Linked DNA regions of Homo sapiens: region 1 is linked to region 2. The links are chromatin contacts, found by Hi-C or POLR2A ChIA-PET in ENCODE. All regions are on one chromosome and are shown on one strand. The core of a region is the stretch at or near the end of the contact, and the rest is flanking DNA. Distances in the headings are between cores, read along the strand shown. Region 1 overlaps LIPA (lipase A, lysosomal acid type). Region 2 overlaps LOC101929727 (a long non-coding RNA gene).

Region 1 (5,121 bases), core at 2,622-5,121, 1.0 Mb after region 2:
ACTGATATTAGACAATTCAGGAGAAGGGTGGCAATTGCAATTATTCAAGACTTCCTTTACAACACTGACGCTTCTATGACACAGGCACTGAAACTAAAGCAAATGATGGAAGAATTGCTATTCTATAGAAACATTTCTAGGGAAATGAAAAAAGGACAGAAATTACAATGTATTTTCATAAAGTTACCCTGAATGTGCCCACTTCTCCTGTCTCCCCTTCCACTTCCTCCCCCTCTTCCACCTCTGCTACTCCTACAACAGCAAGACCAACTCCTCCTCTTCCTCCTCTTCCTTAGCCTGTTCCAACATAAGAATGAAGACCTTTATGATGATCCACTTCCACTTAATGAATAGTAAATACATCCTATTTTCCTTATGATTTCCTTATAACATTTTCTTTTCTCTAGCTTACTTATTGTATATATGGAATATAATACATATAACATATAAAATATTTGTTAATTGGCTATGTACGTTACAGGTAAGCCCTCTGGTCAACAGTAGGCTATTAGTTAAATTTTGGGGAATGCAAAAGTTATATGCAGTTTTCAATAACTCTGGGGGACAGCACCCCTAACCCCCATGTTGTTAAAGAGTTAACTGTAAATGTAATAAAATATTATTAGAACATAACCACTATGAAGAAGGATAGAGTGAAGTGGCATTCTTTGGCCCAGGTAATATAATCATAGTAACAGCAAGCGCATACTAAGTGTTGACAATGTGACAGGCACCATGCTAAGCACTTAAGCACTTTACACGCATTATCTCAGATAAGTCACCTAACAGCTCTCTGAGTTGCTGTAGTAGGCACAAGCAGGACATCTAGCAGATGCAGGACATCTAAGTCAGATACTTTCCACTTTCCACAGTGTGACTTTATCAGGGACATCATAGCTGTTCTCTAGCCTGAGAAGAGGGCCAAGTGGGCAGAAACAGTCACGGGCTGTGTGACTCCTGCCTTCACTACCCATCAGCTGCTTTATCTTGGGCAAGTTAATTAACCCTATAAACCTTGGTTTCCTCATCTGTAAAACAGGAGGTAATAGGAGTTCTTACACCCTAGAATTGTATGAGAGTTCACCTGATGATTCACACAGGGCACAGCGCTTGGCCTGTCCACAGGATGCATTCAGGAGTCATGTGGCCTTTGCCACTGTGCAGTCCACTGCACTCACACTTCACTGTCACCCTGCTGGGGAGCAGGTGACCTGCAGGAGTGAACACAACAAGAGCACCCTGCATCACAGAGCAGGGAAGAAAACCGTTCCATGCCTCAGAATGCTGTTTTCCCCAAAACCAGCAATAATCACTCTGATCACCAGGCAACACGAAGGCAGTAATGTGGTCTGTCTTGTTCACTGCAGAACGTTCCAGGACATTATCATAATTAGAGTTTTCCACGCACCCAGGATGGTGCTGGGCCATTTACATCATTCTTCCTCCTTTGGGGCCTCTGAGGCTTAGAGAGACTAAATCATTTGCCCTAGGACACACAATTAGTATACGATGCAGCTGGGAATCAAACCCAGGTCATGTGACAAATGTGCCCATCATCTCCATGCCAAATTGCCTGTCTTCCCTGCCCCTCTCTGCCACCACGGCCTGTCCTCAGACAGCTTTGCAGCACAGCAACTTGAGTTCCAGAGCTTCACAGTTGAGCGAATTTTGGGAAATTATCCAGCTCTCATCCAAAATTCTCCCTCAACAGAAGGAGCAGAGGGTCCACAGAAGAAAGCACCTGCAGGGGACACAGGGCTAGAAATGACACAGTGCTTGTCACCTGACCCCCAGACATAGTTCTATGACATTTCTTACTTTTCTTACTTCTGTCCATTGTAAACAAATGCATCTTCCTCCTGTCCACACAGTTTAGAATACATCCCTGTCATGGAGGGCTTAATCCTGAAGAAGTCAATATCAGAGACCACCATCAAATCCATGTTGACATTTCAAAATTAAAAACAGAGGCTGGGCACCATGGTTCATGCCTGTTATCCCAGCCCTTTGGGAGGCTGAGGGAGGATCATTTGAAGCTGTAGTAAGCTATGATTGTACCACTGCATTCTAGCCTGGGAGACACGGTGAGACTTTTAAAATATTTATGTATTTATTCATTAATATTTTAAATAAATAAATGTTGTAAAAGAAATTGTATCACCTGCACTTACTATACTGCATATATTTCACAGGCCTTATCAAATTTTCACAACAGCCTACGAAGTAGCCAGTATTATTCTTCCTGTTTAATAATTGAATAAGTCAAAACTTCAAGAGGTAAAGAAAATTGCCAAGGTCACACAGCCAGTTAAATAGTAGAGCCAGAACTTACACCCATGACTGGTGGCTCTTCACATGCTCAGCTTAATCATGAGGCAATACAGCTTCAAGTTTTACCCACCACAGGAAGCATTTAAGTTGTGTTCGTGGACTCCTAGGAGCCCAGGAGTAGGAAATCCTTCATGCAGTGTGCCCTTGAGCAGGGGACACTATTAAATCGCAATGTCACAGGAGGGCTGCAGGAGCATGCTTGGGTAGACTGCAGCCTGGAGCTAAAGCAATTTACCAAGTAAAGAGAATCAGAAAAGTCTTCATCCCCGCAGAGTCTGGTGGGGATGACAGAGGTCACACACATCATCACCTACATAATAATATATTGTTTATTGTCTTAATTGCGATGGAGAAAAACACAGAGGACTATAAGAATATGTAGCCAGGGGCCTGACCTGGTGTGAGAGGCTGAGGAAATCCTCCCTGAAGATGTGAAAATTAGGTTGAGAACAGAGGACAGGTCAGAGCGGTTAACCAGGAGGAAGAGGAGGGAAGGGGACAGGGCAGAGCACTATCTTCCTTTCCACTTGGCTTTCTGCTCTGATCCCAACCTGGGTCTATGAGATAAGCTGTACAGCTGACCTCACTTATGCTGCTCCATTAGGCAAAGGTTCTGAATGCAATCCCCTACCCAATGCGCCATCAGAGTGCTACATGAGCCTGAGCTCAGCCCAAGTCACCAAGCTCAGGCATTGATTAATGAAACCATGTCTGTTCGGCACCACCAGGGGTGAGGAATTACATCCCAGATTACCAACGCCTATGTGTAGCCCGTTAGAGCACTGCAGTGATTCAAAAAATAGTTTCTTTAGAAGTGAAGGATTTTTCTATAAGGAAAGAAAAATCTAGAAATCAACCAGAATTCTAAAATAAACAATCAAAGCAAAATACAAGCTGATGGTCTCCTTCTAAAGACTTAACTCACAAGCCACGCTGTGAATTTTCAGCTATGACTCTAATAGCTCAATGGACAACCCCTGGGGAATCTTTGCTGAGGCCACAGTTGAAAAGCCTGTTTCTGCATGCTGAAGGCAGTCATTCCAGGCTTTCACAGTCTAGAGTGCCACTTCACCCACTCGGCAATCAGATGCATAACTTTCAGATACAAATGTGCCACTCTTGGTGTGTGTATATATATATAAAATATATATTGTGCCTATCATGGCATCAACTTGGTTAATATTTATTATGTAAGGCCACATTCTCCAGTTCAAAGATCACTGAATCTGTAGTCAGACAGGTCAGGACATGACCCTCTGCCCTGAGACAAATTCATTTCCCTATTTGAACCTGGCTGTCTTATCCAACAAAATGAGGATGTTAGTCTAGAACACAGGTTGCCAAAACCAAGAATTCTACCTTGGAATCCACCAGTGAAGTGTGTTTAAAAAAAAACAAAAATCCCTAGCCCAGGCAGGAATCTGAGATCCCTCCAGTGCTAACTCCCCATGACTTTCTGAAATAAGGCTGAGCAGATGAAAACAGAGCCACTTCCCTATGAAGTGTAATTTCTGAATTTCAATTCCCTTCAGGAGCAAAGCATTGCTCAACACTTCCTAAGAAGGTTGCTTAATGGTGGGAAACAGCATGCACATACTGCACGAGTAGCCAAGGGCTACTACTGTGCAGAATGGAGGTGAAAGGTACAAATACCAGCTGGACAGAATATTTAAGGAACAGTGTGTATCTTCATTTCTGAGACCCCTAAAGATTGCTGAATGGCAATTTCACATCATTATAGCTAAGCTTTAAGAAACTTAATCCTGCAAAACCACATAGGATGAATGAGAACAGGAAGCCTGGCAGAGAAAAGAGCAGTTAGGTAAAGCCTTTAAGCAAACATGAGCAGAGAAGCCATGTGGCCAAGCCCTGTGTTCATAAAAAAAACCTGATCTCCAAGTGAGGCTACACAGTCAGTCAAAGAGGCCCATGGCAACAGGACTGAAAGATGCTCACCATTCAGCTGTAGACTCAGGTTCCACAAGGAATGTGGTACCAAAAAATGAATAATGTTTTAATACATTTTGTAATTACTTGTAAATAGTATGAATGTATAGCAGTATTTTTGTGTGTATTAAAAGCATTAATTTCTTAAACTATATAAGCAAACTGAATTTCCATAATCCTGTCTTGAAATTCTTTCTTTCTGTTAGTATACGAGGAGCCTTGAAAATGGAAATGGCTCAAGACTCTCTCAGCTGCTGAGCTTATTTCAGGCGCCCAGTTAAGTGGTAACAAGAGCCTAATGTAGGCTGGTGGTCAGGGAAACAGAAGAAAAAGATGAACTGAAGCAATTTAACGTGGGTGGCCTAGAGAGGACCCGTGGTCAAGAATGATTCTGCAGATTCCAGGCTAGGTCATTAGGAGGATGCTGGTGCTATTAATAATAGAGGAGGAAGTCAGGAGGGGAAGCGGGATGCATGAGAAGAGGACGCGTTTCACTTTGGGTGTGAAAGGCCTTCTCCATTCTTTTTATCTATTTGCCTTTAAACACCGGAAATAACACCAGTGGCAACAACCTTGCTCTTGAATAGGAGTGAAGGACAGTAAAGAGCCTCTGTCCATGCTCTGTTTTAGAATGTGGAAATGCAAACCATCAGGAAAGCGCCTATGCAGTTCTTAGGAAAATCACAATTCCTTTAGAGAACTGAGTTGTTCACTGTAGACTTCCTTGAAGACTCCCCACTGAGGTTAGCTCATAGCAGGTATGACATACACATCAGTGATCCCCTACAGGGAGGGCCTCTCAGAATAGAGAAAGAACATGAGGACCAAATGCTATGAACAGAT
Region 2 (5,076 bases), core at 344-2,843:
GGGACCCTGAATGCGTTCATGGAACATAGTTTTGGGAACATGGCTCCAAGAACATGAAATCCTCTTGCTAATTTGTGCAACCTTCATCAAAAGTCTCTTCTGCTGGTTTGGTTCTCAGGGACTGCTTATCCAGAGGGATATCTGTCACTTTTGTGCTGTCTTCTACTTATACTTTTAGTATTTATAGGAAAGCTGCCATTTGTATTTACACTTTTACTTGAGTAACTACCTGCTAACTTTAAAGATTGAGAGTAGTTTAGGTGGTGGTACCCTGTTGAAGGAAGCAGTTTAAAATAAGTGTATATTGACATGGAGTTAGCATGGCTGGCTGCCTTGGTGAAAGAGCATGGACAACTAACCTACCTCCACTCATTCCTGACATCGAAGTATAGTGCTGGCTTTGTGAATAAGGAGAGGTGATCTTTGTGCTCCTGAGGTTAATGAGAGCCAGGAGCCTGGAAAATCTGGAAATTCTCCTTACACTCTTCACAGGACCTGCAAACAATCACATCTCTTACCTGTCACCCACAACTTAATGGTCAACAGGCCTCTAGAGAGCCGAGTCTGCAGGTGGAAAATGGGAACTGAGAAGAAGGGGAAAGGTGCAGCTAGACCCACAGAGCGAGTGTGTGCCTGCATGCCTTATTGACTCGCCCGAGAACTGTTTAGAGCTACGGGGATTAGATTAGGAATCAGAATCTCCCAGGATCAAGGACCTGGGTGGTCCTTTGGCTCCCCACAGAACAGAGTGCGAACACATTAGCCAAGCAGTCAGAACCTTCCCAAACGGGGTCAATTTCACTTCTCTCCCTCACATACCAATGAAACCTTCCTCTTCACTCATCTGGGACCACTATCCCCACCCCACCACCACCCTGTACATTTCTGCCTCTGAATCTTTGCTTGAATAACTTTGTTTCCATGTCTTCTGTCAAAATCATACGTATTTTTTAAGAGCAAACTCAAGAAATATCACATATGCTTCCCTGATCCTTCCTCCCATGCCTACCTAGTCTCCCTCCATCGGGACAGCCAGGTTCCCCTCTCCTATTTACTGTAGTTTCATATGCTGCATTTTGAGTTCATCTTGCTCCACTTTACATTATGAGTTTTGGGGTACACATGATCTCCACTCAGAAAATAATTTATTTGAGGGCAAGGACTGTGCTGTTTTTATCTATGTCCCTGGCCACATCTTAATGAGTTTGTGCTACAACAAAATTAGCTAAAACCAATTATTTAGACACACTGACCCACTACAATGTGGTTTTCTTAGTGTCAAAATTCGACATGCATGTGTCTATTAAGAGCTATTTATTTCGCATTGGTCATCACTACTCCTCTTGGCTAATTGTTTTGCAAGCACAGGTGATTTTTCTTATTTTTCTAAGCTTACTAAATATGAAATCACGTCTACATGCCTAATAATGGCATTCAAGACTCTCACCATCTGGGCTCAATATATCTTTTGGGCATGTGGAAATGGGGTGTAAACTCTCCAAATTCTCTTCAAAGAACAGCTGGGCCTAAAGCAGGATTTCTCAACCTCAGCCTGGTTGACACTTTGTGCTGGAGAAGGCTTTGTTGTGGAGGGGTGTACTCTGCATGACAGGATGTTTAGCAGCAACGCTGTCTCCACCCACCAGATGCAAGTAGCGTTCCTCACTGTCCCCCCTCATGCTGAGATTGTGATAGCCAAAAATGTCTCCAGATACTGTTAAATGTAGAGAGCAAAATTGCTCCTGGTTCAAAAGCACTGGTCTAGAGGTCTCCCATATTTTCCTCTGAGTCCTGGGACAAAGTGGCTCAAGCCTCCTTCTCTGATGACTCAGGTGATATCTCTCTCATCTTGGGCCAATCACAAATGAATATAGCCAGGGAGAGGCAAGTGCTTTCTGAAAAGCAAGAATAGGTCATGCTTTGTCATTCACTGGTAGAGTCAGAAGTAAGCCATAATACAAATGACTAAGAGTCAACCAAAGACAATCAGAAAGGTAATTAGACCAGTGATGTTCAAAGTCTTGTTTGTAAACCACATCTTCTGGAGAAATGATTAAAAATGGAAATTTTGCGGGTTATTATCTAGGTCTACTGTATTGAAATCTGGATTTTTAACAAACTCCCAAGGGGATTCTTATGCATCCAAGAGTATGAGAACCACTGTATTCAATAGCAATGCTTATTTACTTATCTTCAAAAATTGTTTATTTTGAAATAACCAGGGGCAGAATACTAAATAGTACAAAAAGAGGAACTAGGCTTTCATATAATAAAAAGTACTGTATCTTAACTTTGTTTTCTTTTTTAGCTTAAGTGCTTCCTAAAGACTAACACAATCCATATGTTCATGGAAAACAAAAATCCCCACCAGAATATGAGGTTGGTCAGGCATACTCGAGTGAGTCTGTCAAGCCCTAAGACCTGGTGGGTGTTGGATCCAAATTCCCTCTTCAACACAGTGTAAGCATCCAATGCATTCATCATCCCCTTTTCAAAATGCTTGGTCTGTGCGTCTTCTTTTTCCTGACCCTGAATGAGATATTTTTGAGACTTAAAAGGAAAAGTAAAAAGGAAAGCCAGCTTAGATAAGGTGCTCTTTGGCAAAAGAATAGGATAAAATGCATTGTAATTGCTTCTAAATTAGTTACCTTATCTGATTTGGGTCTGTCTTTTTATAAGCAAAGCTCAAAACACTTAACCCCTAGTTGTCCAGTTGTAGTGCAACTAAAGCCACTAAAGCTCTGAACCTAGTGAGTGGATAGACAATACTGCTTTTTGTGCAGAGAACATAATTTCACACCCCCCTCCTTTGCTACCCTCCATTGCCTGGCAACAATGCTGGGCACACCATGGGAGATCTGTAACTACTTGCTGAATGGAAGGAAGGGCTGAACAACCCTGTAGACCCTGTAGTTTGGGGTAAGAAGACATCTGGATGCTGACCTGTACACCAAGCTACATGAAGAATTTCCCCATAGTTCATTAGAGAGTGGGAGCAAGAGGGTACCCAGATGCCACACAGACCCCAAGAAAGAGCTCATCAAGTTTCCTTGCCTCTTGGGAACTGAAATAGTTAGCACTGTGGAGCTTGCCTAAATAGAATAGAAAAGAAAATGATACCAGGGAGATTTCTGCTGAAAAGACAGACCTATCCAGTTTTTCATTGGAACCATCTCCCTGATTCAAAAACAGCCCCATCATTAGAACTGCTGGACCAACTCAACAAAATGTAAATACAGCTCTATCCAGTAATGTGACATTGCTAGAGGCATTCCCTGGCTTTCTGTAATAAAATATGACCTGAGTCCTTTCCAATTTATGTTTCTAGGGTCTTTTGTCTTTTTGTTTAATTAGGATACTTGTTCCTATTTGTCATGCAGTTAGGATGGCGTCTGTGTTTACAGATTACAGAGGTGTAGATAAAATGGGGACTCTGAGACCCAAGTGCAAAGGTTTGCATTTTTCACAGAAATTTTCCAAATGCTACTTTTATAGATGGTTGAAATTTGAGACTTGAGGGATCTCTCTTTTTAGTCAGGCTTGCCTAATATTTTGGCATCCTACAATTTCGTATACTTTGTAAGGAAAAAGAAGGGGAAAGTGGGAGGGTGGGAGGGTTTGTCTTTAATTGTCTTCTTTGTTAGAGAAATGAGATGTGGTGTTTTATTCATAGGCAAAGCCCTTTCTGGCAAATCGTTTGAAAGTCAGTGGGATTGTATAGATCCTCTCTATCTATTCTATTCCCTCTACATTAGCCATTCCTTTCCAAATCAGAAAATGTCTTTGGTAGATGGAATTATTGACCTCATGCTTCAGCTGTTTTTGGGTCCACACCCTTTGCCATGTGATATTGCAGTCCCTCCCACAAAAGGCAGAGTCAATTTTTCCACTGGCTGTGACTTGCTTTGGTCAATGCAGTGTGGATGGCTGTGACCATGTACCAGTTCTGCACTTGGACTATAAGAGGCATCATTTCTCTCTCAGTTATCTGCTTCCCCTCAGCTTGAAGCCTAGAGGAATACATAAAGAACCCATAGCATGGGGCTAGGTGTAGCCAGACTTATAGCTTGAGGTAGAGCCACCTAGCTGAGCCCAGTTTAGACGAGACAATGCCCGGGTGACCTGCAGACCCGTGGGCAAGAATAAGTGGTTATTGTTTTAATTAATCCACTGAAGTATTACTTGTTACTCAGTAATAGCCAATTGATAAAATACCCTCAATCCCCTCATCTCTCCAGTTTATATATTAATTCTCAGCCCAATATGTTTTGGGGCAAATGGAGAATTTTTCTAGCCCTTTCCAAATGCTGCAAGAGCTAATTCTATACATTGGATACAGTGACATGTTGCTAGACATCAGCTCCTCCTTCTAATTAATAATGATTCTGGGAGATGGACCACATCTTCCAATCTTTTTGTCCATGGCATTGAGCTTGTACAGGAGATGAAAGTGCATGCGTGACTTTGGGATCCAATCTTGGAAATAAGTAAAGCTTCTGCCACTTAATAGCTATGTAACTTTGGCAAGGCCATTTTGTTTTTCTGAATCTCAGTTTCTCCATCTGTTGAGGTTGTTGGGAAAGAGTTGGTAGAGAGAATAAAGTGTTCAGCACATAGTAAGTGTTAAATAAATAATTGGCAGCTGTTAGTATGATTGTGTAATAAATAAATAAAGACTGTTTTCTTTTAGCATTGGTGACCTGCTCTTCTTTGTAAGGTCCTTACCTCTTCTTTCCTGCCCAATATGGCACCTTCCTGGGGCACTTCCTGGGGCCCGGCTGTTGGGTCTGCTATTGCATGTCAGCAGTGTCTCTTCCTTCCCTATTCCCTACTCAGTAGCTCCTGTCATGGTAGGTGTCAAGCAGTGGTTAGATGGTGCTCTGCAATTCTAACAACAACCACCGCAATTCGAATAATAAGAGATAATTATTGAGTTCTAACTAGATTCAAACACTACCTGGATGATGTAATTTTTAAAGAAACCCAATGACATGGATTGAATTGTTTCCCCCTCAAATTCATGTTAAAACCCTAACCCCCAATGTGACTATATTTTGAGACAGGGTCTTTAAGAGT

What was found. Hi-C counts contacts between places; a loop is a spot of excess contacts on that map. ChIA-PET counts read pairs that join two places held with the same protein, here RNA polymerase II (POLR2A).
Region 1: a loop to region 2 is called in a map with no recorded cell type, with 11 times the contacts of the local background. The contact joins two enhancer-like sites. A Hi-C loop is called at or near these places in 1 of 37 single-sample maps with no recorded cell type. POLR2A ChIA-PET finds 5 or more read pairs at or near these places in 1 of 52 experiments (OCI-LY7).

The regions. Positions count from the first base shown.
Region 1 is chr10:89,238,345-89,243,465 of GRCh38, forward strand. All of the region lies in intron 3 of LIPA (lipase A, lysosomal acid type), which reads right to left. Among named protein-coding and RNA genes, the nearest start is that of LIPA, 11 kb to the right of the region's middle. Within about 2 kb of position 3,872, at least 2 of the 41 ENCODE cell types and tissues checked have a DNase peak (open chromatin) inside an H3K27ac peak, as active enhancers do.
Region 2 is chr10:88,192,623-88,197,698 of GRCh38, forward strand. The region is part of intron 1 of LOC101929727 (a long non-coding RNA gene); the gene reads left to right. It also overlaps a transcript of RNLS not described here. Among named protein-coding and RNA genes, the nearest start is that of PTEN, 330 kb to the left of the region's middle. Within about 2 kb of position 1,594, at least 3 of the 41 ENCODE cell types and tissues checked have a DNase peak (open chromatin) inside an H3K27ac peak, as active enhancers do.